3 separate regions of the Homo sapiens genome follow, and all the other regions are linked to region 2. A link is a loop called in an ENCODE intact Hi-C map of the cell type or tissue named here. Cell type or tissue: GM12878. All regions are shown on one strand. Region 1 overlaps CACNB2 (calcium voltage-gated channel auxiliary subunit beta 2). Region 2 overlaps CACNB2 (calcium voltage-gated channel auxiliary subunit beta 2). Region 3 overlaps CACNB2 (calcium voltage-gated channel auxiliary subunit beta 2).

Region 1 (8,000 bases), 58 kb after region 2:
TAGCATGGAGGTGCCTGGAGGCCTGCGTTTGTGTTTCACTTGTTTCTGATTGTACTCCCAGGAACAAGCCCAGCGCCTTTCCCACAATAGGTATTGTATAAATAATGAATGAATGAAGACAGTCTCTATTCTCTTGAAATGTAAACAGGACAGTGAGGGGTAAAATAAAATGGACAGTTATCATGTAGAGTGATGGGTGCTTTGATGGGAGAAGGGTTCTGTCCCTTAGGAACATTCAGGGGAAGTAGTACCAAATACTCAGGAATTAGAGAAAGGGTCCAACAGAAAATGATATCTACAGATTTCAAGGATCCCTAATAAGTACCTATATTGTGTTACTGTATTAACATTAATGTTTCATTTAAAACCAGCGTTTTTCAACCTTTGTCATTAATCGCCCCCTTAAGGGGCCTTTTCTAGGCAGTTTTTTTCCTAATCACCATCCCTCCCTCCATAAAATTTCATACCACAGACATGTCTATACCACCGTGTATTTTTCTAGGTACTGTATGTGTATCTCTACTTTATACTCAAAATGAGTAAGATTGTTTTTTTACCCCCTAAGAACAAACGTTTGCCCCCTTGGGGATGAGATTGCCCCTGTTGGGAATGCATATATTAAAGCATTTAATATCAATCATAGGACCAAGTTTTAAAGAAAATGCAGTTGGTACGTCTGCACAGTACTTGCACTTTAAATGTCAATGGACTGTGTAGTATTTCAAAAGCACACACATGCACAATTTTCTTTCCAATGGAGGAGACAGATGATACTGGTTTTTTCAAAAGTGTGATATCGATGGATACTGTGGCTCACGCCTGCAATCTCAGTATTTTGGGAGGCCAAGGCAGGAGAATTGCTTGAGGCCAGGAGTTCAAGGCCTGCCTGGGCAACATAGAAAGACTGCCCCCCGCTACAAAAAAATTAAAAAATTAGCCAGACGTGATAGCAGGCACCTGTGGTCCCAGCTGCTGTGGAGGCCAAGGTGGGAGGATCACTGGAGTGCAGGAGTTCAAGGCTGCAGTGAGCTATGACTGTGCCACTGCAGCCTTGGGTGACAGAGTGAGACCCAATCTCTTAAAAAAAAAAAAAAAAGTGGTATTCGTACTCATTGACGTGAAAAGTCAACACCAAAGTCATAATGAGAGTTCACATAATAATATCCACCAATATGTGCCTCTGGAAAAAGCATTAAAAGGTGCATCAGAGGAACTTATATTTTTAGGAAAAAGTGTGACAGACAAATGCACAGCAGTCATTGCACAGTTTGGAAAGGAACATGTGGGGGCTGGTTGACTCCAAGAGTGCTTGGTGATAGGTTGGGTTGGTGACTTAGTAAGAAAGTGTTGCCTAAGACTTTGATTTAGAAACGGCACTTAAGTTATTAGGTAGATGAGTGCTGATAGAGTTACTTGGAAGAACTGAGGTAGGAGAGCTGTGTTTGAAGATTCCTGGAGATAAGAAAACATTTTCAGAGAAAGAGTGAGTAATCTGGTTTACATTCTGCTATTGCTGTTGTTGGAGGTTAATTCTGTTGGGAACACCTGTGTTCACACAGGTAAATACCAACTGGCTCTTCCTTAGGGGATAAATAGTGTATAAAGTTGGTGTAGAAAATGCTGGTGAAGGAGTTTTTAGTAATGGAACTTAGCCCAAGGGCAAATTGTATATCACTCAACACTTTTCACTTGCTTATCTTTCAGGAATTTTAAGAAGGTTAAGGCACTAAGGTTCCTTAAGTGTTTTAACTCTGCAGGCCCCATCTGTGTTCCAGCTGCTGTTCTGCAACTGCAAATGGATTCTGCTTTAGTATGATAATAAGAAGGTCATAACCCAGCAAAAGTGGTGGGCTTCTAACTCTATCCTTTTAGCAGAATTTCTTTTCATTAGCTGAGTAGAATTGAGCTTCACTGGTTGGCAGTGAAATGAGGCATGGCCTAGCTTGATGGTCCATGAAGGATGCTCACTGAGGGTGACATTTTGTTCCATTAAAGCTGATGTTTCTATTTATACCAAGGATAGTTTGTGCAGTTACACCGGAAATAAGATATTTCCTGCGTTTACAGACATCTACATGCTTGCCTTTTTTTCCATTTCCCACTGAACCAGTCTCGTTGTTGTCAATTATTCTTCTTCCTCTATTTAATGGAATCTTTACTTTCTTGACAGATGAATGTACATGACCACTTTCATAATGCCTCTCCCTTAAGAAACTTCCTACTGATCTTGGCCAGGCACGGTGGCTCACACCTGTGATCCCAGCACTTTGGGAGGCTGAGGCGGGCTTATCATTTCAGGCCAGGAGTTCGAGAACGGCCTGACCAAAACCCCGCCTCTACTGAAAATAGGAAAATTAGCCAGGTGTGGTGGTACACACCTGTAATCCCAGCTACTTGGGAGGCTGAGGCAGGAGGATCACTTGAACCTGGGAGGCGAAGGGTGCAGTGAGCCAAGATCACACCCACTACACTCCAGCCTGGATGACAGAGCAAGACTCCATCTCAAGAAAATAAAATAAACAACCAGTTCTCATGAGAATCCTATCACGAGAACAGCGCCAAGATATAGTGCTAAACCATTCATAGGCCACCCTTATGAGCCAATCACCTCCCACCAGGCCCCACCTCCAACACTGAGGATTACAATTTGACATGAGATTTGGGTGGGGTCACAGATCCAAACTGTATCACTTTCCATTCCTCCAGGCCTAGCAACCACTATTCTACTTTCTGCGTCTATGATGTTGACCATTCTAACTACCTGGTATGAGTGGAATCATATATTTGTCCTTTTGTGACTGGCTAATTTTACTTAGGATAATGTCCTCAGAGTTCACCCATGTTATAGCATTTATCAGAATTTCTTTCCTTTTTAAGGCAGAATAATATTCCACCGTATGCATATACCACAATTGGGTTTATTTGATTCATCTATTGGTGGACATTCGGGTTGCTTCCACCTTTTGGCTACTGTAAATAATGCAGCCTTCCTCCTGTTCCCTTTCTCCCCTTAAGGGCCCTTCAGACCTCTGCCTTCTACCACTGGGCATAGTCTACACACAGATCATGACTTTTGGCTACTGTCAGTAATGATGCTATGAGCATGGGTGCACAAATACACCTCCAAGAACTTTGGGTGTGGGTGTATGTTTAGACAGAGTTTCACTCTGTGTCCAAGCTGCAGTGCAGTGTGCAGTCATGGTTCACTGCAGGCTCAACCTCCTGGGGCTGCGTGATCCTCCTGCCTCAGCTTCCTGGGTAACCAGGACTACAGACATGCGCCACCACAACCAACTAATTTTTCATTTTCTATAGAGACGGGACCTCTGTATGTTGCCTAGGCTGATTTTGAACTACTGGGCTCACAGTATCCTCCTGCCTTAGCCTCCCAAAGTGCTGGAATTACAGGCATGAGCCACCACACTTGGCCCTCCAAGAACTTTTGAAATAAACTCTATTAATTATATTCAGAAAACTTAATGCTATCACCTTAGACTGTATAGCATAAATTAAGTTCCTCCCACATAGCAATGCCTCCTTTTAAGATGCTGCTGGGTAATAGTCCTTAGTTTAAATATGTCCCAGCTCTCCTTAGCACAGCAGCAGTCTTTTACATTAACTTTTTAGAGTAAAAGAAAAATTAGGAGAGGGCCGGTCGCGGTGGCTCATGCCTGTAATCCAAGCACTTTGGGAGGCTGAGGTGGGCGGATCACCTGAGGTCAGGAGTTCAAGACCAGCCTGACCAACATGGAGAAACCCCGTCTCTACTGAAAATACAAAATTAGTTGGGCATGGTGGCACATGCCTGAAATCCCAGCTACGTGGGAGGCTGAGGCAGGAGAATCACTTGAACCCGGGAGGCGGAGGTTGTGGTGAGCCAAGATTGCACCATTGTACTCCAGCCTGGGTGACAAGAGCAAAACTCCATCTCAAAAAAGGAAAAAAAAAAGGAGAAAATGTTTGGAGAAGTACTAAATATAAAAATCAACTTATTTTTAGTAGAATGTATTTGTTCTCAACACAGCTAATTGTTTTAGATAATTACCAGCCTTGGACTACAGACACATTTCACTAAGCCAGAAAATTATTTTTGAAATATTTTGATGATGCAGAGAAATCATTTAACCAATTCTGCTATCTCATTGTCTTTTATGAAACACTCCCTTTAAAAATATACAAGTATTTTAGACTATGCAAACATTTACGCTTGTTTGAAACTAAGTAATAAAATCTATTAAGGTTTTCTGTTGCAAATGAATTCATATCTTCCTGTGGAGTCATAATTTAAGATAAAAATAGTGAGATTCAAGTTCAAAAACAAATTTGGCAAATCAAGTATTGTAAAAGTCTAGGAAATGTGAAAATTTTATTCTAGTTGACTTTCATGTTTTACTATTAATTTGCATGTGGTGAATTCCTACTTGCATTGATTCTAAAAGGTTGTATAAACTGTATGAGGATGGGAATTGTGTCTGTTTCATTTACTGTATGCTCAGTACATACTAGTACTCAACACATACTAGTCTCAATACATGCTGGGTACATACAAATGAATAATTACAACAGTATCATTTAGAAACTCTTCCATAGTCTTTCTTCATGCCTTAACATGGAATTAATAAACAAAATTTTAAGAAATGTCCTACATATAAGACAAAAAGGTCCCAAAGGATATAAATAATAGTCCTAATAAAATCAAGATTTTTTTTCACTTGTTATTAGCATCCTAACTGCAATGGCCAACTAATTCAAAGGCCTATGCATACTATTATACTATTAACAGTAGGAAAAAAGTAAGGTGAACTTTTTTTTTTTTTTTTTTTTGAGACAGAGTCTCACTCTGTTGCCTAGGCTGGAGGGCAATGGCGTGATCTTGGCTCACTGCAACCTCCGCCTCCCAGGTTCAAGCAATTCTCCTGCCTCAGCCTCCCAGGTAGCTAGGATTACAAGCACCCGCCATCATGCCCAGCTAATTTTTGCATTTTTGTAGAGATGGGTTTTCACCATGTTGGCCAGGCTGGTCTTGAACTCCTCACCTCAGGTCATCTCCCCGCCTCGGCCTCCCAAAGTGCTGGGATTACAGGCGCGAGCCACTGCACCTGGCCCAAGATGAACTTTCACAAACATTTTTTAAAAAGACTTCTGCTCCTGTTGATAGCTCAACATTGAAGATACTATGAATTTTTAGTTAAAAATTTTAAAAACATACAGTTTTGGCTTCTGTCAAAAGAATATTGCTGCCTCATTGTCACAGCTATAGCCAAGAACATTAAAATCTCATGTCCTAATGACACTAGAAACATTAGACCAATTGTCATTTGCCCCTCCCAGCTATCATTTTTCTGTTTCTTCTGCAGAAATATCACTATCCTTTGGAACAATTTTGAAGGAAGGAGGTGGCTGAGATTATCCCATGGGACTTGTGGTTTTCTGGACTGAGACCATTCTTTCAGAGTTTCATGGGGCTGACCGCCACCACACCACAAATCACCTCAATGCTGGGAATACCTGAATCATCCAGGCTTTACACAGCCATACAGTGGTGCTGCCAGTTAGGAGCTAAGAATTTCTCACCTGGCTGTGGTGCTCTATGGCATGACCAATGCTTGGGTGAAATTCACCAAAAACAGCAAATAGTTATTTCTCCCTTTTTTATTATTATGTATCATATTATTGCTAACTAAAAAGATCCATAATGTTCTAGATATGTTATGTAGTTATTTGGGCAGTTCTTACTCTCCAGCTGTTTGTAAAAGTAGAATGCTGGCCGGGCGCAGTGGCTCACGCCTGTAATCCCAGCACTTTGGAAGGCCGTGATGGGTGGATCACCTGAGGTCAGGAGTTCAAGACCAACCTGGCCAACATTCTGTCTCTACAGAAATACAAAAATTACCTGGGAATGACGATGGGTGCCTGTAATCTCAGCTACTCGGGAGGCTGAGGTGAAAGAATTACTTGAACCCAGGAGGCCGAGGTTGCAGTGAGCCGAGATCGCACCACTGCACTCCAGCCTGGGCAACAGAGCGAGACTCCATCTCAAAAGAAAAGGAAAAAAAGTCGAATACTAACATATTTGGGTTTCATTTAAGAAAATCATATCTTACATTATTATTTATGTATGTATATGTCCATACATATATACACACGTACACACATATTCTCAAATGGCAAGTGGGATCATGGACATCTATAATCATGCATAAAAGAAAGGCCTGGGAGAGATTAGGAGTGTTGTTTTAATTCATGTTTTACCTCTTTGTTTGTGGCTGTCAGTAGATTAACATAAAGCATGTTGGAAAGAACCAGGGATTATCTTCTAGCCCAATGTATTCAACTTCTGTTTGCACATTTACATTCTTTCTCTGAATGATGAGCTCTCGGAGGTTTAGTAGGGATAAGTTCCAAGGGAAGCCTTTCTCAAATTCATCACTTACAACATTTATACACACAGCTCTGATAGTTAAGTAGGACTGACTTTTTCTAATATGTGTAGGGATATTTCAAAATTATTTCTATTTTTTCCTGTGGGAGTTCTGATGTATACAAGCCTAGAGATTGAGTTTAGTGATGGTGCCAGGGAAGATTTTCTTTTCGGCAGGTTAAAAAGTCTTTGAAACCCTCCCATTTAAAAAAATAAATAAAGGATTCTGGTTGGGCATGCTGGCTCACACCTGTAATCCCAACACCTTGGGAGGTCAAGGCGGGAAGATCACTTGAGCCCAGGAGTTCGAGAGCAGCCTGGACAATGTAGTGAAACCCCATCTCTACAAAAAATACAAAAATTATTATGTATGGTAGGGCACACCTGTGGCCCCAGCTACTCAGGAAGATGAGGTGGGAAGACCACTTGAGCGTGGGAGGTTGAAGCTGCAGTGAGCTGTGATAGTGCCACTGCACTCCAGCCTGGGTGAAAAAGCAAGATCTTTCCAAAAAAAAAAAAAAAAATCCACTTTTTGCTCTATTTCTTTTCTTTCCTTTTTCTTTTTTGAGACCGAGTTTCGTTCTTGTTGCCCAAGCTGGAGGGCAATGGCGTGATCTTGGCTCACTGCAGCCTCCGCCTCCTGGGTTCAAGCTATTCTCCTGCCTCAGCCTCCCGAGTAGCTGGGATTACAGTCATGCGCCACCACGCCCAGAAAATTTTGTGTTTTTAGTAGAGATGGGGTTTCTCCATGTTGATCACCCATCCTTACCTGATCTGCACACCTCGGCCTCCCAAAGTGCTGGGAATACAGGCATGAGCCACTGCGCCCTGCCTTTCTTGCTCTATCTTTACACCAGCATCCCTTCTTCAATTACACACAATTCTTTCGATCCCTATCCTCAAGGTGCCAGGCGTTATTCCACCTTTATCTTTTGAACTTTATCCAGAGTGACTGTCTTGCTGTAACAGATCACTCTCTGGTCAGACCCCTTTCAAGGCTTTAACTTTCTTGTTTGATAGCATTCTCCCTTTTCAGTTCCTTTCAAATCCAGTGTTCATGACTTCCCTGATTCTATCAAGATATATTTATATTTTTTGAATGTGTGTGCTTTAAGCCAGTGGTCCCCAACCTTTTTGGCACCAGGGAACGAGTTTCCTGGAAGACTATTTTTCCACAGGTGGGGAGGGGGTGGGAGATGGTTTTGGGATGAAACTGTTCCACCCCAGATCATCAGGCATTAGTTAGAGTCTCAACCTAGATCCCTCCCATGTGCAGTTCACAACAGGGTTCACGCTGCAATGAAAATCTAATGCCACCCACTCACCCACTGCTCACCGCCCCCAGCTGTGCAGGAGACCCCTGCTTTAGGCATTTCGATAAAGCTTTTTTTTTTTTTTTTTTTTTTGGCGTTGTACCATCACCCAACTCTGCAACTCCTCGAACAGTATGAGTGGGAAATGCCAGTGGCTTCCAATCTATCCTTTGGCACTCGAGGAGGGAGTTTATCCAGTATCTGATAAGACATAGCTGCCTTGGCATCTGCAAACTTTCCTGGAGCTCTGGAGAGATGTCTGAAAT
Region 2 (8,000 bases):
GTATTGCTATCACCTCTGTTACTATTTTGACACTCAGCTAAATGATAGGTCAATCACATTTGAGATTTTCATCATCGTATGAATTTGAATAATAATTACACGACAGTTTGCAAACTAAGGTATACAATGTTTATGCAACTGTCCCGCATCTTGGCACGCTATGTCATTTTTCAGTGTTTAGAGTCAGGATCTCTCATCAGTACATAGTTGATGATTTTATTGTTATTATTTTGAGACAGGGTCTCCCTCTGTCACCCAAGCTGGAGTACAGTGTTGTATTCTCTGCTCACTGCAGCCTCTGCCTCCTAGGTTCAAGCGATTCTCCTGCCTCAGCCTCCCGAGTAGCTGGGACCACAGGCACCTGCCACCACGCCTGGCTAATTTTTGTATTTTTAGTAGAGATGGGGTTTCACCATGTTGCCCCGGCTGGTCTTGAACTCCTGGCCTCAAGTGATCTGCCTGCCTCTGCCTCCCAAAGTGCTGGGATTACAGGCATGAGCCAGCATGCAGCCCATAGTTTATGATTTTATTTATGAAGAAACCAGTAAAGCAGAGAATAGCAATTCAGATTTCTTGCATCTACATTGCACCAGAGAACAGAAGGTAATTCTAAACTGTGAAAAGAGATGACAACACCATGAAAAATGAAAGAATTATCTCCCTTCCCCCACAGACAATACAAGATAGAACCCTTTCCCCTTGGTCCTGGCCCGCTGAAGTCTATCCCATTTTGATTGATGATTGATTGAGACGGAGTCTCGCTCTGTTGCCAGGCTGGAGTGCAGTGGCACAGTCTCAGCTCACTGCAACCTCCACCTCCAGGGTTCAAGCGATTCTCCTGCCTCAGCCTCCCGAGTAGCTGGGATTATATGCATGTGCCACCACACCTGGCTAATTTTTGTATTTTTAGTAGAGACAGGGTTTCACCATGTTGGTCAGGCTGGTCTCGAACTCCTGACCACAGGTGATCCACCCACCTCGGCTTCCCAAAGTGCTGGGATTACAGTTGTGAGCTATTGTGCCTGGCCCCATTTTGCTTTATTTTAAAATATGTGGGCCTGACCAGCAAGCAATGAGTTTGCCATTGGGTCAGCATCGTCCTATGCATGAGGAGGTGGTCTAAAATCTTGAGGATTTTGATGAGTTATAGCTTTGTCTAGAATCAGACTGGCCTTTGGATTCATAAAAAGTTGATTTTGCTCAAGAACATGGCTTTAAGACTTCATATAAAGATTTCCTACAGAAAGAGAAGAACACAATTTGGGATCCAAGATGCCGCTATGAAATAGGCTTACAACTCTTATCTTTTGGGCTTTAAAAGAGAAAAATACAAGAATGCTCCAAAATACTGATGCTGAAAATATAGATGACTGTGAAACAGCAGAGTACAGCATCAAAACAGCAAAGTATATAAATTTTTTAAAGCATTAAAGAAAAAGGGTGGCCAGGTGTAGTGGCTCAAGCCAGTAATCCCAGCACTTTGGGAGGCCGAGGTGGGCAGATCACCTGAGGTCAGGAGTTCAAGACCAGACCGGTCAACATGGCAAAACCGTCTCTACTGAAAATACAAAAATTAGCCGGGCCTGGTGGCGCATGCCTGTAATTTCAGCTACTCTGGAGGCTGAGGCAGGAGAATCACGTGAACCTAGGAGACAGAGGTTACAGTGAGGCAAGATTGAGCCACTGCACTCTAGCCTGGGCAACAGAGTGAGACTATCTCAAAAAAGAAAAAAGAAAAAAGAAAGGGTGACGCTTTCTTGTGTGAACGTTAGACATAAAAGTGGAAAAACAATGAAACCCCGTCTCTACTAAAAATACAAAAATTAGCCGAGTGTGGTGGTGCACATCTGTAATCCCAGCTACTCAGGAGGCTGAGGCAGGAGAATTGCTTGGAGCCAGGAGATGGAGGTTGCAGTGAGCTGAGATCATGCCATTGCACTCCAGCCTGGGCAGCAGAGCAAAAGCGAGACTCCGTCTCAAAAAAAAAAAAAAAAAAAAAAAGTGGAAAAAGAAATTGAAGAGTAGATAAAAGCATAAATTAATCCAGTGATATGCAATTTTCCTATGAGCAATGAACCCACAAAGTGAGAGCTCTAAGGATAAAAGGTGATGATCCTGGGAGGAACTATTAGTACACAGTAGTACAAGTTACATTTTCAGAAATGTCCAAATAGAAATGCAGGTATTAAGATGTAGAAAAGGAAATCTGGGTAGCTGAAATGTGATGCACTGACAAGGACAAATACTGCAAAAGACCAGCTAATCACGTTGTAAGAGCCCTAGAGATCAAGGGTACATTTTGTAATGAACCTATTCCGGAGTTATGGAAACGACCGCCAGCTGTTCCTGACTGAAGACTACTTGAGGCACGATGACCCAGAAAGTCCATATGTTTCCAAAGATAAAAGCTTAATTAGATATATCACTTCTAACTGAATAAATCCACACTCCCACAAGAAAGGAGATTAACTGTAAGGCATATGTCAGGAGGGTGACTTTCAAACATGCAACAGCTTCAGATACTGAAACATGCTACTATTTAACTGTGGCTGTCTTTGGATGGGAGACTTTCAGGGGATCGTTATTTGTGTGTCTTTCAATGCTGGGTGCATATAACTTCTATAACGAAAAATATTTTGAGGCTGGGTGAGGTGGCTCACACCTGTAAACCCAACACTTTGGGAGGCTGAGGCAGGAGGATTGCTTGAGCCCAGGAGTTTGAGACCAGCCAGCCTGGGCAACATAGTGAGACCCATCTCTACAAAAAATAATTTAAAAATTAGCTAGGAATGGGAGCACATGCTTGTATTCCCAGCTGCTTGGGAGGCTGAAGCCGGAGGATCACTTTCGCCCAGGAGGTCAAGGCTGCAGTAAGCCATGATTGCATCACTGCAGTCTATCAAGCCTGGGTGACAGTGAGACTGTCACACACACACACACACACACACATACACACACACACACACACACACAATTGTTTTTGTGTGAAAGTATATACTATCAGAGATACAAGGAATGAAGGTAATCCAGCTCTTTCTATGCTTCTATGAACTACTCTAAAGATCAATTGGTAGTCACATCCTGTATTATAAAATAGTCAAGCCATTGCCAAAAGTCATTGAAGAGATTTTTGTTTTTAACTGCTATTTAAACCTGGAAACAGGTCTCAAAGTGACTATGCAATGTAAAAGCTCCATCTGAATATTAGCAAAGGACTTTTTATATCTTATTTTAAAATAATGAATGAGACCGGGAATGCGACCGCGGGAATGAGACCGCACAAAATTATGTGTGGGTGTTATGCGGCCCTCTCTTTATGTACTTCCTGTCATTGCTGGGTTCTTACTGATAGAAGCTTTGTCTTTTCATTGAGGTGTGACTTGAACCTGTAGCGGGGTGATTGGGTCTAACATGGCAAGACTGGTGACAGTGGGGACAGGGGCCCCTTATGGGGTATAATTATGCTTCCTGGTAATTTTCTACTGTGCTGCTACTACTATAAGAAGCCCTCTAGGAAGATCAGGAATCCCCTACCAGGTGTGTATGTGTTGACACACTCATTTCTCCCTTGTAAATTTGCTTGAACGAAGAGTTTGCAGTGCATTTTTATCCCCCATGCATTTTACAGTCACATCATAACAATAGGTGATCTATTAATTTACGTCAAGATACCACAATTGAGGTACAACTGATCACTAACTTTCATTCTGAAACCCCTATTCTACGTATTTTCTAGTATTTGGGTCTTGAAGATTATATTAGTGCAGAGTGCCAGGTGGGGAGGGAGGAAGGGTAGAAGGGAGGAGGAGGGAGGAAGACTTTTTGAGATAGGGTCTCACTATGTTGCCCAGGCTGGTCTCGAACTCATGGGCTCAAGCAATCCTCCCACTTTGGCCTCCCAGAGTCCTAGGGTTACGGTCGTGAGCCACTGCAGCCAGCTGTGGTTCTTAAGTATTCTTAAGAACACTTTTTTTTTTCATTTTTATTTGTACAAAATATTCTCCCACCACACTCAAACAAATGCAGTTTAGACTACAATGAGAGCATTTTGTTTATGTCAAGAAAACAAAGTGTATATTTCTTAATAAGTAAACTTTTAAAATGTAATTTCATTAGTACAGGAAATTAATAACTTTAGTGTCTTTCCTTCTTCAGCCTCACTCACCTCATCTACAAGCAGAGTTGGGACTCAATTATTCTGTGAATTTTAACTCCAACTAATAAATTAACCAAGCTTTGAAATTTCCTTGTAAGTATGGTTATAACAATTCACACTGCTGTTTATGCCAGTGGCTTTATTTCAAATGGTAGTTTCTCAGTTGGAGAAGCAGTTCGAAGTCATTTTGAGCTCCTTTAAACTCAACGCTTTATAAAGCGGTGATTACTTTCGTGTCCTAATTAAATGGCCACGTCACTCTCTTGCATCTTGTTTGGAAAGTCACAAGCAATAAAGAACTGTGCTATATTATGACTGATGAGCATTATTTGATTTTTGCTATGCAATATTGCATATGATATTTACTACCTGTGAACCTCCTTGTGGTATAGGACACACTTAGTGGAGCAGGTAATGGAAAGGGATTATTAAAGGAAACGATCTCATGCTTTGTTTTTGAGAGAAGGTTTCATCTGAAACAGAAACAGACACACATACCACGAGCCCGATTACTATAGAACCGAAGAGACCTTTCCAGCTGTTTACACTTCGGATGTAAAATGGCAATTTGACATAGACTAACAGTGTGATGTGAGCATCTGCGTAAAAAGGCGACATATGGAGCATGCCCAGTGTGGGAGTGCGTCCTCCTCCCTCCGCCTCCCCCCTCCCCCTCGAGATCTCCAAAGATAAGGCTTGAACTTTGCACTTGCAAATGTCACTGCATACGTTTTTGCACTAGTTTTTTTTTTTTTTTTTCTGCGATTCTTTTACAACTAATTTCTTTTAACAATTTGAGCGCAGGGAAGAGAATGTTTAGGGTTATGAGATGCATTAAGTTTAGAACGAGTTGATGCTCGGCTTTTGAATGCACTTGTCTTCTTTATTTTTAAAGCAATATAAAGCACTCGAGTGTGTGTTTTCAGCCCCTCCTGGAATGGGAAAATAAGAATCTCCCTGGATGGGAGTCCTCTGGGGCAGGGAGTGAAAGCCCCGGAGGCAGAAAGGGACGGAGAACAGGGGCTTGCCCAGAGCATGGATAGGAAAGGAGCTGGGGTTCTCCGGGGCTCAGCGCGCACTGAGAACCTGTGCCCGGGGCTGCAGCTGCGGACGATAAAGGCGCTGTCTGGCTCATGAAGGCCACCTGGATCAGGCTTCTGAAAAGAGCCAAGGGAGGAAGGCTGAAGAATTCTGATATCTGTGTAAGCGCAAGGGCTTTCGTTTGTGGGGAGAGGTTATTTTGTCTCTGCTTTTCTGTTGTTGCAGTGAGTGCAGGTAGAGAGGGTGGTTTGATTTGGTTAATCGGATCATGATTGCAGGAGAGGGAAGCTAGGGAGATTCCTCTCATTTTTTGAGCTCCTTTTCCTAGGTTGTGATTAATTGCCAGATGAGCTATCCCAGGCAGGTGTTTTCTGTAGACGGCTTTTTATTAAATCTAGGTAAAGGTATTTTAAAATGTGTTGCTGGAAGATGGAGTGAAGTTAGCTGCTAGTGTCTTACAGTTTTATCAGAGAAAATAGCAGGTGTATAAAAAGGTAAACAAGGCTTTTTCAGATTAAAGTGGGAATCATGTCATGGTAGTGACATTTTGGAGAGTTCAAGTTTATAACTCAGACTTTCTTTCATGTTTTTGTTAAGCTTAATGTCCTCCTAGTTTCAAATACCTGCTTTAGCATGTAGATTGTTCTTGAAGCTATCCTTGAAACCCATCGTTGTCCTTCAGTTCTGCACTGCACCATCAAGCTGTTTAATTATAAAACCAACTTGTTCTGGCTTCCAGGAAGGATAGTTTTTTGGAATATAAAGCTTGGGAAGGAATGGCAACTCAGTAGACACAACTATTCTATTGAATGTCTGCAAACCAGAGCATGGTTTTCTAGATAGGTTGCTGCAAAATGAATTATTTTCTCCTCTTTTCAGGAAAGTATAGAACAATCCGGGAAGCTAACTGCTGTGTCGATGAGACTTTTCCAATGCAAACATCATAGACTGAATCTACTTTAAAATGTACATTTTCCTCTCCAGGGTTCGGCAGACTCCTACACTAGCCGTCCATCCGATTCCGATGTATCTCTGGAGGAGGACCGGGAGGCAGTGCGCAGAGAAGCGGAGCGGCAGGCCCAGGCACAGTTGGAAAAAGCAAAGGTAAAATCGTTTCCTCCCTGCCAAGATCTTTGCAAGTTGTGCTGTGCCCCTGATAGACCACCTGTGGGAGTTTCCCCTAAAGGTTGTTTGATCTATTAGAGAATTTCATTGTCTGGTTTTAGAAAGGTACAAAAAATGGAGCCTAGTTTCTTCCCTTGGTAGAAAAAGGAAGTGTGGTATGTAAGACTGGTCTTCTATGTTGTTTTATAATCCAAGCAACTCTTTTCTGTGGGTGGATGGCTTATTTGGACACATACAAAAGGATCCTTGAATTTGCCAAGAGGAAAAACTGCACCTAATATCAACATGTTTTACTTCATTTCCACAGTAAACTATATCTCTGTTAAGAAAAAAAAAAAAAACAGACTGACTTCAAGCTATTGTTTATTTTCTTAGACTTGAACAGTTTTTCCCCTGAATTTTACTTCATAGGTGTTTTATGTTAGTATCCTGTATTTTCAAAATGGATTACATTATGCTTTTCCAAAAGCAACAGAGGATTTTATTGATTTTTAAAAGTTTCTTCTCTTAGAACATGTTCTTCTCCATTCCATCTTAATAAAGTGTGTATATATGGAGGGGAGACTGCAAAGCAGCTATGAAATAGATAGTTACAGGATTCATCTCAGGCCATGTCTCATTTCAGTCATTGCAGTGATTTGAATTCTTTCTCCCATGCTGTCCTTGGAATAGTGGCTATTTCTAAAGCATAGATTGTTCGAGTTGAAGGTGGCTTGGTTTGTGGGATACTCAGTCACTTCTCAATGAACCTATTTTAACATGGTTGTTGATTTTCCTTTGAAAAACTTGTTTTGAAAAAGGCTAAGTGCCTTGTTGATCATGCTAGAAATACCAGGATAGCATTTCTACTGCCTGCCTCATCTCTGAGATGAGTAAAATCTATGTGTGTTGCTATGGGAATTGTGGTTAGGAGATTCTGGTTTGAATGCATGGACAGCCCTTATGTAATACATTATTCATGACCTCTAGTGCGGCTGCCATCATAGTCTACTGAGGAACTGCCAGGAGACCTTGACTTCTAAAAAGCAGTACTTTTGTATATCAGAATGATGTTCTTACCTCGCCTGGCAGGGAAATTTTCTCCAGGACTGACAGTCTTCTCTGAAAGGCAGTTCATAAATAGCAGATGCAGGGAGGGTTTTGTGATGGTGGAAACTGATAAAACTGGACGTGGCCCAGTTGCCATCAATGAATCTGCTCTACCAATGTTAGCCACGTAGAACATTGTGAAGTTGAAATTAAATAATGAAGAACATTAAATAATGTATGACAGTCTGCATTGTAGTTAATATAGGTTGCAGCTGAGAGTCTGAATTCTATATTCTATATTTTGCATTGTGTGTAAAGAAGAGTACAAAAAAACTACAGTTTGTATTCCGAAAATAAGATTGTTCTATTTGCGGCTAATTTATTCATGTAAGTTTCACATACCAAAATTGAACAGTTTCTCGGGCTTATATGCCATCATGATACAGCCCAATAGACTGTAGGTTTGGTTTTCAATTGTTATGTAATTGGGGCATTTTTGTTCATGACTCTGTGGCTGTGTCATGAGTTAGATGACATTGCTGCAAAGAACTTTTAAAGTATCTTTTAACCAAGCATGGATCGAAATGTTGCTCCTAAATCAAACCAGGGTCGTGTTACTTGTCCTACAGCCTAAAAAGATGATAGTTAG
Region 3 (8,000 bases), 73 kb after region 2:
AACAAAACAAACAGACAAACAACCTTTAAGTTATACAGCTAAATATAAAGTTCACCCCAAACTTAGTAAATCTGAATCTGCAGGCATTCAGGCAAAACTGCAGACTGAGCGTCTGATTTTTTTTGTTTTGTTTTATTTTGTTTTGAGACGGAGTTTTACTCCTGTTACCCAGGCTAGAGGGTAGTGGCACAATCTCAGCTCACTGCAACCTCTGCCTCCCGAGTTCAAGCAATTCTCCTGCCTCAGCCTGTGGAGTAGCTGGGATTATAGGCACGCACCACCACACCCAGCTAATTTTGTATTTTTAGTAAAGATGGGGTTTCTGCATGTTGGTCAGGCTGGTCTCAAACTCCAGATCTCAGGTGATTCGCCCGCCCTAGCCTCCCAAAGTGCTGGGATTACAGGCATGAGCCACCATGCCTGGCCATGCATCTGAATTTTTTAAAGGTGCCATAAGTGATATACAGCCAGGTGGTTACTATAAAATGTTTGCAGATAACTGGCACTGGTTGCTATGAAGAAGCAAATATTTTTAAATTTAATAATATTAAGAATTGTTTGACCCAGGAGTGCAAAAGCAGCCTGGGCAACAAAGCGAGACCCTGTCTCTACAAAAATTAAAATTAGAAAATCAGCCATGCATGGTGGTCCCAGCTACTCTGGAGGCTGAGGTGGGAGGATTGCTTGGGCCCAGGTGGTCCATCCTGCAGTGAGCTATGAGTGCACCACTGCACTCCAGCCTGGGTGACAGAGGGAGACCCTGTCTCAGGGAGAAAAAAAGAGAAAGCACAGAGCCTAGTTTGTTATATCACCCTTGGGGGTTCAAGGTCAGCACCATGGACATCGCCATTGGATGGGTTGGTTTTTATCATTCCTTCCTTCACACCAGTCTGTCAATTACCCCATCTTCCTTTATTTCGTTGCTAATATTTATGCCTCTCTAGTGTCATCCCACTTGATGTATTTAATATGTTGTTGGCAAGCATGGCAGTTAGCTCAACTTTTTAGCAGCTGTATTTTGAATGAAAACCAACCTCATGTTCCAAGTCCTCTTGCTTAATTCTAGCAAATTCCTAAACTGTATCCAAATCTAGAAGTCTGACCCCTATGTGGGGTGGTTCTTAGGAAAACTTATTTAGACTGTATTACAAGTAGTTCGGTTCTAACCTCTTAATTTTACATTTGTACAAATTGAGGCTCAGAGAGATGACGTTCTTGAGATGGAGAGTTACTGATAATAAACTAAGTTCAACAGTGTTTTCATGGTTTGGTCCAGAAGTTACTATAAAATCGTAACCACATCCATGGAAGGAATATCTAGTTACTAATAAAAATAAATCTAATGGTTGATACAGTTTCTCTAAATCCTCCCTACTCTTTATTAAAACCTATTTAACCACATTTATACATGTTTATGTACAATGTTATCCACCCCAATAAGTCCTGGGATCTTGAGGTTAAGAGTCCTGGTTCTATTCATCTTTGAATACAACCCAACAACAAAAACAGAGATTAATTATACTCATATTTTTTCTTTATCATGCTATAAATCCACTTTGCAGTTAATATCTATGAAAATTAATGAACATTTAAAATAAAGTATTCAACTTAGGAATTGAATATATATTATATATTTATTGAATGCGTTTTCATCTCTATTTAAGAAAACCAGATAATTGCACTAGCCAAAATAAAAAAATTTAAAATCCACATTAAAAAGAAATGTATTCAGGGCCAGGCATGGTGCCTCATGCATGTAATCCCAGCACTTTGGGAGGCTGAGGCTGGAGGATCACCTGAGGTCTGGAGTTTGAGGTTGGCCTGGCCAACATGTATATAATATATATATTGTATATAATGTATAGTATATATCATATAGACTGTGATATATTGCATATATTATATATAGACTATGATATACAGCATGTGTTACATATAGTATATAACATATGGTGTATATTATATGTGGTATATATTATATAGAGACTGATATACTGTATTGTATATATTACATATGATATACTGGATAGACTATGATATACTGTGTATATTATATATACTATTTACGTTATTCTGTATATATTATATATACACTATATCTCTCACCTTTCTATCTAAACCTGCTTCAGTTGCATTGCATGGAGCCTTTGCATACAGTTTGTTCACCCCTAAATTATACATGCAGTTCACCAGATCCTATTACGCTATGTCTGTTCCCCCTTTAAATTGATTTTTCACAAGCACTTAGCTTGGTGTCTTCAGCGTCTGGCACCTGGTAGGCATTGAGATGTTTGTTGCAATCTTTCTCAAATGCTGGGTGTGGATGGTGGTGGTGTCAGCAGCAGAATTAAAAGATAAAGGAAACCATCTGTCCTTAAAGGAACTCACCCTGGTCACAGAGACTGACATGCAAGGGGAAAGGGTATGAATGTATGAGCCAAGCATGCCAGTGTCCGTTCTCCTGGTTCCCAACAACAGTGTTAATTTTATGGTAGATGCCATTTCAAGTCCCACAGCCATCGATGTGGTCAAATGAAAGGTGTTACACAGGGCCGGGTGCGGTGGGTCACACCTGTAATCCCAGAGCTTTGGGAGGCCAAGGTGGGTGGATCACCTTAGGTTAGGAGTTCAAGACCAGCCTGGCCAACATGGTGAAACCCCATCTCTACTAAAAATACAAAAAATTAGCTGGGCATGGTGGCGGGTGCCTGTAATCCCAGCTACTCGGGAGGCTGAGGCAGGAGAATAGCTTGAACCCAGGAGGCGGAGGTTGCATTGAGCCAAGATCATGCCACAGCACTCCAGCCTGGGCAACAAGAGTGAAACTCCATCTCAGAAAGAAAGAAAGGAAGAAAGGTATTGAACAGAATTGAAAAGTTTGTCAGATGAGTGTTTCTGGAAGACCTTAAAATTAAGAAATTATTTGTTCATAATAAAGACTACCCTTTTCCCTACAGAATGTAATTAAGATATTTATTTTTTATAACCTAAAAATTCGTCTTTGTCAGTATCATTTTCTGCAAGATAGGAAGCTATTATCCTGCAGCCACTGGTTTTTGTGAAACTGCCCATGGTTTACGCCTTTGTATTTTTTTCCTGTGTCCTCTGGAGCACTAGTTAGCCAAAGTCTAAAATTGGAGCAGAAATTATGGGGCAGTGGAGTTGGAATTACAGCTTAGACTCCTGTCTCTACCACATGTAACTATGGCCTGCCATCTGATGTTCTTCATTTGCAAAGTGGGAATAATAGTACTTAATATACCTGTTGAAAATATTTGACTTTCTGACTCAGAAGGGATCTTAAAAATGTCCTTTTATAATTGAGGTAAAGAAGAAATCGCTAGGTAGGGAAATGTATGTAGTAAATGATGAAATCTGTAAAGATGTTTTAAAAATTGTAAATACCTCTACAAATATCATATACTACTCAAGCAACATCCTAACATCACTAGGCATTTGTTTTCTGTTTAACTGCCTTTGGAAGACCTGCATGTAAAGTAACAAATATGTCTCACCCCAGACGTGTTCAACTCCCGTATCTCCCTTTTTCATTACAGTCATCTCTCTGGCTCCTTCACTGCCCCCATTCCTATCCATCTGCTCTTTGATGTCATATGCACCTTACAGGTTTCAGTTTCTCTTCCCGGCTTTGCTTTCTTTTCTGCTTGTCTTGAGCCCCATGGTTGACTAGCTGAAGCATTCTCGAATAAGGAGTCTCAATTCCTTTAATATCCGGCCCACTTTTCTTCTTTTTTTTTTTTTTTTTTTTTTTTTTTTTTTTTGACATGGAGTCTCGCTCTGTCACCCAGGCTGGAATGCAGTGCTGGGATCTCGGCTCACTGCAACCTCTACCTCCTGGGTTCAAGTGATTCTTTTGCCTCAGCCTCTCGAGTAGCTGGGACTACAGGTGCACGCCACCATACATGGCTAATTTTTGTATTTTTAGTACAGATGGGGTTTCACCATGTTGGCCAGGCTGGTCTTGAATTCCTGACCTCAGGTGATCCGCCCGCCTTGGCCTCCCAAAGTGCTGGGATTACAGGCATGAGCCACTGTGCCTGGCCCCCAGCCCATTTTTCTACGCTTCTTGCCTACCTTGGTTCCATGATAAAAGCCACCTCCTTAGCCTGTTAACCCATACAATGGAGGTTTAGGGAGTGGGTGGAAGAGCTTTAGTGTCTTTGGTTTAAATTTAGGTCTGTTTTAAAATTGTGTCTGATACAACCACATCTCCTTAATAAACGTATTGGTTTACTATTTTCAGTTCAGTCTTTAGAAAACAAGCAGCCTTTCAGGAAGAATTTCAGAGAGGTTTGGTTCTCAAATTTTGTGTGCTTCTAAATATTCTTTATACCTTGCTTCAAAATGTAGCTACCTGAGCTCACCTTTCTGTAGCCATTTCAGTTTATTAGGTTTGGGGTGAAATGTGCCATTTGTATTTTCAACAAGCCCCACCCCAGCTGCTGAAAATGATGCAAAATCAAATTTGAGCATCGCTGCTGTAGAATACATTCTCTCTTTCTTCCAATGGAGAGTTCCATTCCTGAATGTGGGATATGTTGAAATGGTGCAGCCAAATTTGCATTGTTGTTCGGTAATATCAGTGGTTCTTAATCAAAGACATGTATGAGAATCAACTGTGGTGCTTTTGAAGGTCATCACTAAAAATTGTCCACGCTTTAGCTCCACCCACTGGCAATTCTGTGAAATACTTTTCAGGTGGGGCCCCGCTCGCCTGTTAACGTATCACAGGTGATTTCTACTTGGTATAATATGGTATGACCCATCTGCAGTGGAAACAAATGCCTGTTTTGGATAGGAGTATTTCAATTCAAGTTAATATGAATTGATAAATACACAGGTAATATTTGGGTTGTTATTCAAAGAACTTATAAAAGTCATATCTTGTAAAAGTCTATAGATTTATTACAGCCTTTTAAAAAATATTGCCAGGCCCCAAGCCCTGAAAATATGTTGCGCTTGCTCCTTCCCTTACTGAAATCACATTTAAATTCAGAATCACCAGTGCTAGTTTACTTTCAGTTCAAGACAGCAAGCCTGAAAATAGCCTTAATGACGCATGCAGAGCATTTTCCTAGGAACAGACTCTGGACTTATTAGTGTCTGGAGCCATCAGTCAATACTTTTCTGGTGCACTGGTGTGTTAGTAAGGGATGCCAGAAATGCGTGCCTTCTCTTATCAGTCACCCGGAGAATTCACGTAACTTGCTTTAAATAGCCGAAGTGAAGAAGGAGATTGACTTTACAGTTGTGTTTGCTTCTTTAAAAAATATACTTATCTTTTCCTAGCTGTAAAATAGCAATCGAAAACTGCCATCTAAAGTGAAAAATAATTCCCTAAGGTTTCAATAGGGTTTTTCTTGTATCAGAACCAGGGCCAGGGTGTAACTGGATTTAAGTGCCAGACAAGGAGCTAGAAGCTGCAGGTGCAGCTCCCCGCCACGCTGCTCTCTGTGACCTTGAGTGAGACACAAAATTGCTGGGCTTCCGTTTTTCATTTTAAAATGCGAGGGTTGGATTTGCTCGCTAAGAGCTCTTTTATCTCTAATAGTTAAGATGATGGAACATGATGTTTTGAGATGTTTTGCTGAAATTTCTCACATAGAAAATGGGCCTTCTGAAAACATATAATTATAGTTTTGGGTAGGAAGAAGCTGTCATGGTGGCGAAGGGGAACATTGCAAATCTGAACATGACCGCAGCTGGCGGGAGAATAATGTGTTAGAATTGAAAGGCACCCTGCAGACTTGCTGTTTAATGTACAAAGAAGCCTAGGGCCGGAGGGGCAGGGGGACTCTCAGGGACAGTGGAATCTGGCTCAACGGTCACCCTCTGGTAGCAAGCAAGACCTGTCTCTGTGACAGGTCTCAATCAATGGAGAAGCTTATTTTGCCGACGTTAAGGACATGCCTAGGCTCAGCGTCCTAAACTAAGCCAAGTGCACCAAGCCAGGTGCTCAGGCTCCTAAACTAAGGTGCAATTAGGCAATCAGCATGGATTGTTAGACTGTACAAAGGTGGAGATGCCAATTCCCCAACTGTTTTCCTAGGGGTTGTGTTCCCACACACGCACTTTCTCCTTAGTAACAGCGCACGGCTCCTGACCTGGATGGGTGGCCTTAGATCTGTGAAGCACATCTACCTTGCCTTGAGAAAGATGCAACTCAATGTTGGCTTCCTTAGCTCCGTGCCACTCAGCATTGCAGCACCGAAAGGAAAACTGTTTCCTCTCTACTCTCCCACTACTCTCAATTCTTCCAACAACAGATGTGGGTTGTTTTCCCCCCCAACAGCAAGCAGTTCTCCAGTTCTCTGCAGATGCTAATGCCACGTCCTGCAATTCAATTCTGACCTTATCTACCTGGAGTTAGTGCAGACCCAACAGGTTGAAGGCTGAGTCCCAAAAGACTGTCCCCACTTCAGATGCCAGTCGCACAAGTGATGAGTCTCCAGGTTATCCTCAACTTCTGTCCAACTCAACTACAGATCAGAGGTTCCCATGGCCCCCTACTCAGGTTCTATAATTTGCTAGAAGGGCTCATAAAACTCAAGAGAACAGCCGACTTACTAGATGACTAGTTTATTATAAGAGGATACAACTCAGGAACAGCCAGAGGAGAGAGGGATGGGAGAGGGTGCAGAACATCCATGCCGTATCTAGGTACGCCACCCTTCCAGCACGGCCCTGGGGTCACACACCTGGAAGCTCTCAGATCTCCATCCTTTTGGGTTTTTATGGAAGCTTTGTTACTTAGGCACCATTGACTAAATCACTGGCCACTGGCGATTAAGTCAGTCTCCAACCCTTTTCCTGTCTCTAGAGGTCAGGGTGTTGGGGCGGAAAGTTCAAACACTTTAATATTACGGTTGGTTCCTCTGGCACCCAGGCCCCATCCCAAGGCTCTCCAGGAGACCCCAGCCACCAGTCATTCATTAGCATGCCAAAAGACACTTAACACTTTGGAGAGTATAAGAGTTTTAGGAGCTGCATTCCAGTAAACAGGTGTGCAGATCAGATAAGCATTTCTTATTGTATTGCAGTATCAGAGATGATGCTCACCGCTGGACCACATTCCAAGATATGGCTCCACTTATTGATCTTTGAATGAAGGGGTACCTTATTGATCCTCCCCCTGACCTTACCCCAAATAACAAATCATACCAGTACTAAACTGGCAGAACTCAAGATTGGTTAGGAAAGATCCTCTGAAACTTCGTATAATGACAGTTACCTTGTTTTGAGTGTGTCCCCTGTGCCAGGCACTGTGCTGAGAGCTTTGTGTGTTCAGACTCACTTCACAGTTACAAAACCCTCTTTAATATGTGGGAACTGGGCTTGAAATGGTTTAGGTACACGGTCCAGTTCATAGCCAATGTTGTGTTACTAGAAAGGGATCCCAATACAGACCCTGAGAGTGGGTTCTTGGACCTTGTGCAAGGAAGAATTCAGGGCAAGGCCATAGAGTAAGGTGAAAGCAATTTGTTAGAGAAGTTAAAAAAAGAAAAAAGAATGGCTACTCCATAGGCAGAGCAGCAGCATGGGCTGCTTAACTGAATATACTTATAGTTATTTCTTGATTATATACTAAACAAGCAGTGGATTGTTCATGAGTTTTCCAGGAAAGGTGTGGGCAGTTCCTGAAACTGAGGGTTCCTCCCCCTTTTAGACTATATAGGGTAACTTCCTGACATTGCCATGGCATCTATAAACTGTCCTGGCACTGGTAGGAGTGTCTTTTAACATGTTAATGCATTGTAATTAGTGTATTATTGTTACAGTGGAGGGTGTCCACGTTCTTGGCGTCTTCAACAAAGAATTGGACAAAACCCACAAAGCAAGGAAAGAATGAAGCAACAAAAGCAGAGATTTATTGAAAACAAAGTATACTCTACATAGAGTGAGAGCAGCCAAAGCAAGCAGCTCAAGAGCCCGGTTACAGAATTTTGTGGGGTTTACGTACCCTCTAGAGGTTTCCTGTG

What was found. Peaks named below come from ENCODE experiments on the same cell type or tissue, not always from the same donor. Only the 100,000 strongest peaks of a DNase experiment are listed, where the experiment ranks them.
Region 1: a loop joins it to region 2, with 2.6 times the contacts of the local background. A loop is called at or near these places in 2 of 110 quality-filtered maps.
Region 3: a loop joins it to region 2, with 2.6 times the contacts of the local background. A loop is called at or near these places in 3 of 110 quality-filtered maps.

What each region holds. Positions count from the first base shown.
Region 1 is chr10:18,453,960-18,461,959 of GRCh38, forward strand. The region is part of intron 3 of CACNB2 (calcium voltage-gated channel auxiliary subunit beta 2); the gene reads left to right. Among named protein-coding and RNA genes, the nearest start is that of CACNB2-AS1, 81 kb to the right of the region's middle. In GM12878, no CTCF peak of the experiment used is centred here; a DNase peak (open chromatin) is centred at 3,202.
Region 2 is chr10:18,395,743-18,403,742 of GRCh38, forward strand. It overlaps CACNB2 (calcium voltage-gated channel auxiliary subunit beta 2), which reads left to right. Exons shown (of 14, transcript NM_201596.3): 3 at 6,182-6,301. Among named protein-coding and RNA genes, the nearest start is that of CACNB2-AS2, 140 kb to the left of the region's middle. In GM12878, no CTCF peak of the experiment used is centred here; DNase peaks (open chromatin) are centred at 3,579 and 4,739.
Region 3 is chr10:18,468,473-18,476,472 of GRCh38, forward strand. All of the region lies in intron 3 of CACNB2 (calcium voltage-gated channel auxiliary subunit beta 2), which reads left to right. Among named protein-coding and RNA genes, the nearest start is that of CACNB2-AS1, 67 kb to the right of the region's middle. RefSeq lists an enhancer at 3,522-3,741. In GM12878, a CTCF peak has its summit at 4,700 (motif pointing left); a DNase peak (open chromatin) is centred at 3,629.